Linked DNA regions of Homo sapiens: region 1 is linked to region 2. Evidence: read pairs that join two places in POLR2A ChIA-PET (ENCODE). Cell type or tissue: K562. All regions are shown on one strand. Each heading gives the region's core, and the rest is flanking DNA. Links, peaks and the distances in the headings are about the cores only.

What was found. ChIA-PET counts read pairs that join two places held together with the same protein. Peaks named below come from ENCODE experiments on the same cell type or tissue, not always from the same donor. Only the 100,000 strongest peaks of a DNase experiment are listed, where the experiment ranks them.
Region 1: POLR2A ChIA-PET joins it to region 2 with 5 read pairs; 4 of 35 experiments call an interaction of 5 or more read pairs at or near these places.

The regions. Positions count from the first base shown.
Region 1 is chr9:131,106,186-131,109,090 of GRCh38, reverse strand. All of the region lies in intron 2 of AIF1L (allograft inflammatory factor 1 like), which reads right to left. Among named protein-coding and RNA genes, the nearest start is that of AIF1L, 11 kb to the right of the region's middle. RefSeq lists an enhancer at 418-917. In K562, for the core only: no CTCF peak of the experiment used is centred there; a DNase peak (open chromatin) is centred at 1,821; H3K27me3 peaks cover 2,500 bases.
Region 2 is chr9:131,196,360-131,199,264 of GRCh38, reverse strand. It overlaps NUP214 (nucleoporin 214), which reads right to left. Exons shown (of 36, transcript NM_005085.4): 29 at 250-2,049. Among named protein-coding and RNA genes, the nearest start is that of NUP214, 72 kb to the right of the region's middle. In K562, for the core only: no CTCF peak of the experiment used is centred there; a DNase peak (open chromatin) is centred at 1,567.

The sequences.
Region 1 (2,905 bases), core at 276-2,775, 90 kb after region 2:
TACAGAAAGCTGGTGTTTAAAATGATGTGCAATGTCACCCACATTAATCACTTGACCTACTTCCTAATACATGATGGCCAAGTCTGTTCTTACATATCTCTTAGGACAGAGAACTCACTACCTTCCTAGTCTATTGTTGCAAACTCCTAAGAGGCTTCAAGCAGAATAGAGGATGACAAGAACTAACTGACTATAAAGCAATCTGGGTTTGGATCTCAGTCTCCCTTTTTACTAGCTCTAAAATAGGTTCAATAGTACCCACTCCTTGGGCACTGGGCTCATAGTTCAGCTCTCAATGAGCAACAGATAAGATTATGAGTATGAGGCAGAATATGGCCTCTTCTATGGCTCAAATTTCTCCACATTAACTCAGCACCCCTTGACCACAGGAGAAACCTACCTGGCAACAGGGCTTCCCTCACTGGGTTGGGAGAGGGGTCTGGCTGTCCTGTAGCTTTTGGTAAAACATTGGCTGTAGCAGACACTGTGCTATCTCACTAAATCCTCACAGCCACTATTATTCCCATTTTACAAGTTAAAACATGAGGATGAGAGGGGTTAAATACCACATCTAAAGTCCATAGACAGGCCAAACGCAGTGAGTGGCTCACGTCTGTAATCCCAGCACTTTGGGAGGCCGAGGTGAGCAAATCCCTTGAGGTCAGGAGCTCAAGAACAGCCTGGCCAACATGGTGAAACCCTGTCTCTACTAAAAGTCCAAAAATTAGCCGGGCATGGGGGCGTGTGCCTGTAATCCCAGCTACTTGGGAGGCTGAGGCAGGAGAATCACTTGCACCTGGGAAGTGGAGGTTGCCGGGAGCCGAGATTGTGCCACTGCATTCCAGCCCGGGCCACAGACTCCATCTCAAAAAAAAAAAAAAAAAAAAAAAGGTTCACAGACAGCTAAGGAAGGTTGGTTTCGAACCTGGGTCTATCTGACTCCAGGACCTGTGTCCTCCTGCACCTGGGCAGAGGGCAGTCCCAGGGCCTATGGGGTCTTGCTGGCTTGGCCACAGCCTCACTCCAGGCCTCATTGCAATGCACTGGGCACGGCCCCGCCTCCACTTAGCTGACGCTGGATCCTTCTTCGGCAGCCTGGGAGGCCGCCCTCCTCCTAGTTGGCTCTGTCGAGGACTTCCTTTCCTCTTGGCTCCCTCTCATAGCTCTTCGGCACTGCTCCCTCACCCCATCCTCTGCCCAAAAGGAGGACAATTAACTTTTGTCTGTGACTGTGAGCAAACCAGGCACCTCCCAGGGTCCCAGATCCCATATCTGCCCAGTGAAGGGACATATTAGATCAGTGATTCCCAGACTTTGGGGTCACGCAGACATGAAACATTTTTAAAGGCGGGGCAGAGGGGCGCACTAATATACGAGTGCCAACTTTTTATTTTGCCAAGTAAAGACTTTTTAAACAATGGCCATTGACTGTTGCCATGAGTTCAGAAAAGAACATTTCATAAAAGTAGGAAGTTCACCATCTCTGAATGTTTAAATGGAATCCATTCAGCCTAGGTCCAACTCACCACAGTGACCCTGCATTTCCTTCACTTTACCAAGAACTAGAGAACCTTCCTGGGGAGGCACAAGAGCACCAACATCTGGGAACCTCTGGGGAGAGATTTGGAGGGGCTGTCCCAGCCCCTGGGGTCTGGTTGACCAGAAATCCTGCCTCAGCCTGGACCGACCAGCCCTAGAGATCCAGTTTTACTTGGGCCACTCTGTAGGTGGATGGGTGCAAGTGGAAGGACATGGTCCCTGGCCTTAGAGACAAATTGCACACAGACAGACACAGACCAACCAGGCAGGGATGAAGAGCAAGGCCACGTGCACAGCATGAACGGCAGCAGTGGTTGGGAAGATTGCCCTGGGCTGCACCCTGCACTAGCTGTGCACCCTGCCTGGAGTCCACAGATCTGCGTGGTTCTCTCCCTCACCAACTTCAAGCCTTTGCTCAATGTCACCTTGTCTTTTTTGTTTTGTTTTATTTTTGTTTTTTGGGACGGAGTCTCACTCTGTCGCCAGGCTGGAGTGCAGTGGCGCGATCTCAGCTCACTGCAACTTCCCCCTCCCGAGTTCAAGCAATTCTCCTGCCTCAGCCTCCCCAGTAGCTGGGACTACAGGTGCGCACCAACACGTCCAGCTAATTTTTGTTTTAGTAGAGATGCGGTTTCACCATATGGAGCAGTTCGGTCTCAAATTCCTGACCTCAGGTGATCCGACTGCCTCGGCCTCCCAAATTCCTGGCATCACAGGCGTGAGCCACCACACCCAGCCTCAATGTCACCTTCTCAATGCGGCCGAATGTCACCTTCTCAATGCGGCCGACCCTATTTATTCTTTGTTGGCACGATCACAGCTCACTGCAGCCTCGACCTGCCTGGGCTCAAACAATCCTCCCACCTCAGCCCTCCAGAGCAGCTAGAACTACGGGTGTATGCCACCACACCCAGCTAATGTTTGTATTTTTTGTAGAGATGGGGTCTCCCTCTGTTGCCCAGGCTGGTCTTAAACTCCTGGGCTCAAGTGATCTGCCTGCCTCGGCCTCCCAAAGTGCTAGGATTATAGGTGTGAGCCACCATGCCCAGCCCTGTCCACCCTGTTTTATACTGCTGCCTGCCCACTTCAGCTGCCCCGACTTCCAATCGCCCTTATCCAGCTCCTTAGGATGGGTCACCTCCAAACATGATTTCCACTGCCACTGCTTACTGAGGTTACTACACCCTCTCTGCCTCCCCGGCTAGAATGTAGGTTCCACATAGCAGACGCTCAATAAACATGTGCAGGATGAGTGGAGGAGTTGAGACTCAGGTTAACTAACTTGCCTGAAACAGCAGAGCCAGCAAGCAGCTGTGCTGGGAACATGAAATCCTCTGTAGCTGCGGCTCCCTCCCTGCACAGTACT
Region 2 (2,905 bases), core at 204-2,703:
ACTCTGGTGGCTTGCAGAGTGGACAATTTGCTAAGAAGCAAAACTGGAGCTGCATTAAGCTGTAACAGATCCAGCCAATTAGGCCAAACAAGTTCCTGAGACCACATGTGCTCCAAGCTGTCTTCTTTAACCTACAGATTATTTTTGGGTTTTGAGTCTCCCCTTTAATTACAAAAGTAATAGGGGTCTGTTGCTAATGTTTCAAATAGCAGAGAGGGAAACAAGTAAAAAGCTTCCACAAATTCTTACCTGAAGCTTGGCAAAAGCTGAACCCAGAGGTTGCTGCTGTTGTGGTGGCAGCTGAGGTACCACCAAAGACAGAGCCTCCCTGTCCAAAGCCAGGACTCTGCCCAAAAGCAGGAGCGTTGCTTTGGCCAAACAGCCCCCCTCCTGTGTTGGGAGAAGACTGTCCAAATGAGAAGGAACTGGAGCTACTGGTACTTGAGGCGGCACCAAAGACACTTCCACTGGTGGATGTGGGAGTGGAGGAAGCAGGCTGACCGAAGGCAGGCACGGAACTGAACCCAGGCTGACTGAAGGAAAAGACACTTGCAGCACTGCTCGCCGACTGCCCAAAGACTGAGGCCTGCCCGAAGGTTGTCTGTCCAAAGACCCCTGGGGCTGTGGTACCAAAAGCTGGGCTGCTAAACCCTGAGCTGCTGACCTGTGGTGTGGCAGCTGCTGTGCTGGCTGTGCTACCAGTCTGCTGCCCAAACAGACTTGGTGCGGTGCTGGCTGCCACTTGCCCAAACACGGGCGTGGCAGAGGGGGCAGTGGCTGTGTTGTTGGTGAGCTGGTTGAAAGCTGAGCTAGAACTGGCAGCAGGAGGCTGAGCAAAGACGGATGAGCCAGAAGTGACGGTACCAAATGCTGCTGCCTCTGCAGATGGGCCGGGAGCAACAATGGACGTGGTGCTGGAGGCTATGGGGGTACTTGATGTTTCGACGGCCACAGGGCCTGCACTTGAGATAGCAGCTGCTGTGACAGCAGTCTGCCCAGGCACAGAAAAGGAGGAAGCAGGTGGTACTGCCTCCGTCCTGGCATCAGGGACCCCCGTGGTGGCTGGGGTAGCCTCTGCAGAAAGTGCTACAAGACTAGTACTAGATGCTGCAGTGCCAGAGTTGCTGACTGCAGGCTGGGCAAGAACAGGTTCTTTTTTAACAGAGTCAGAAGTTTGCGGAGGAGCCTGGGGAAGCTGGGCTGACTGTTGCTCCTCTAGAAGTGAGGCTGCTGATGCTGAGACCTCACTGTCACCTGGCTTCTCAGGCAAAGCTGATGAAGTGGCCTCTTCTGTGCTTCTGCCAGCGGACATAGGCAGGGAGGGGGTAGTTGCTGAACTCAGGAGGCTACCAAATGACAATGTGGGGAATGATGTTGGAAGGGGAGTGGCAGCTGTAGTTGGTGGTGGGGCAGATGGGGGCACTGTGCTATTGGTCTGTTGGCTTCCAAATGAAAAACTAGTCTTGCCAGCACTTAGAGATGTCCCACCAAAACTGATGACCCCAGAGGATCCTGCACTGGTGACTGGCAGACTGCCAAAAACGGCAGTTGAGGAAGTGCTGGTGGCTGCTGGTGGTGCTACTGAGGTGGTGGTTGCAGAGGATGTCACAGGGGGCTCCGTGTGCTTCCCTAACACCGGGGGGGCAGTAAAATTAAACCCTGAGGGCACGCCTGACGTCTTGGTTGGCTGGGTACTAGTTAGGCTTGTGGATGAAGCCTTATTGGTTGGTTTTGTAGAATCATCTGCTTGGCCAACCCGCAGTCCTGAAAAACTTCCCAGAGTCTCTCCAGCCAAAGAACTTGGAAACAGAAGCTCTCCCAGCTTGGACGGTGGGGTTTCCAGCTTACTAGAGGTGGTGGAAAGAGCAGTTCCAGAAGGTGCCACAGGTCTGCTGCTAGATGCGGCAGGTTCTCCTGGGGTGGTGTTTGATGCGGATGTGATTCCTGAGGGAGGTGAGCTTTCAGGAATGGCCTCATAAGAAGGTTTGCTTCCCCCACCAGATGAGAATGCGTCCGGCTGGCTTGACTCTTTAGTGGAGGGTGTTGCCCCTAGCAAGAAAAAGAAATCAGAAAATGGGTTGGATTTAGCAAAAGATGACCCATTACATTTCCACTGATTGTGTTTCTAAGCCAAAGTTTCTCTCCTCCCTCTACAGAGTCAGGGTGCCTTGTTCTCACAGCAGCTTTCTCTAAGGAGGTGGAATGAGTGCTTCTCCACACAAACATCAGCTCTGAGTCGTCTGAGGTGAAAAGGAAAAAATACTTTTTTTATGACCATTAAATCACAACAAATACAAAATATCTAGAATATGTGAAATTAACATATTATCCCAAAGAGAAATAAAAAAGCCTCTTCCCTTAATTTACCCTAGCTGTGTGCTTTCCTTAATAACATCCTCAGCACAGCAATGGCCTGTGGACCTCCTGATAGACCAGGACTTGATTCAAAATGGAAGTTCTTCCTTCATTTTTATGAGCAAATAAAGTGTCAGTCCACAGAAAATCATTTTTATGTACAATTAATGGCTACTTATTAGTGCTCTACTAAGTCAGCTATTTGACAGAGGCAGTACGGTCTGGTGGTCAAGGACATGGGCTCTGGAGCTATGCACTCTGCCACTCGCTGGTTGTGTGAATCTGGAAAGGTTGCTTTACCTCTCTGAGCCTCAATTCCCCCATTTGGAAAATCTAGATCATTACAATACCTACCTTCATTGTGCTGTTACAAAGATCGCAGGAAATATGGGTAAAGCACCCATAAGGCCTGGTCAAACAACAGTGGTTAATAAATACAAGAGTAACGAGGCCGGGCGTGGTGGCTCACACCTGTAATCCCAGCACTTTGGGAGGCCAAGGCACGTGGATCACGAGGTCAGGAGTTCGAGACCAGCCTGATCAATCAACA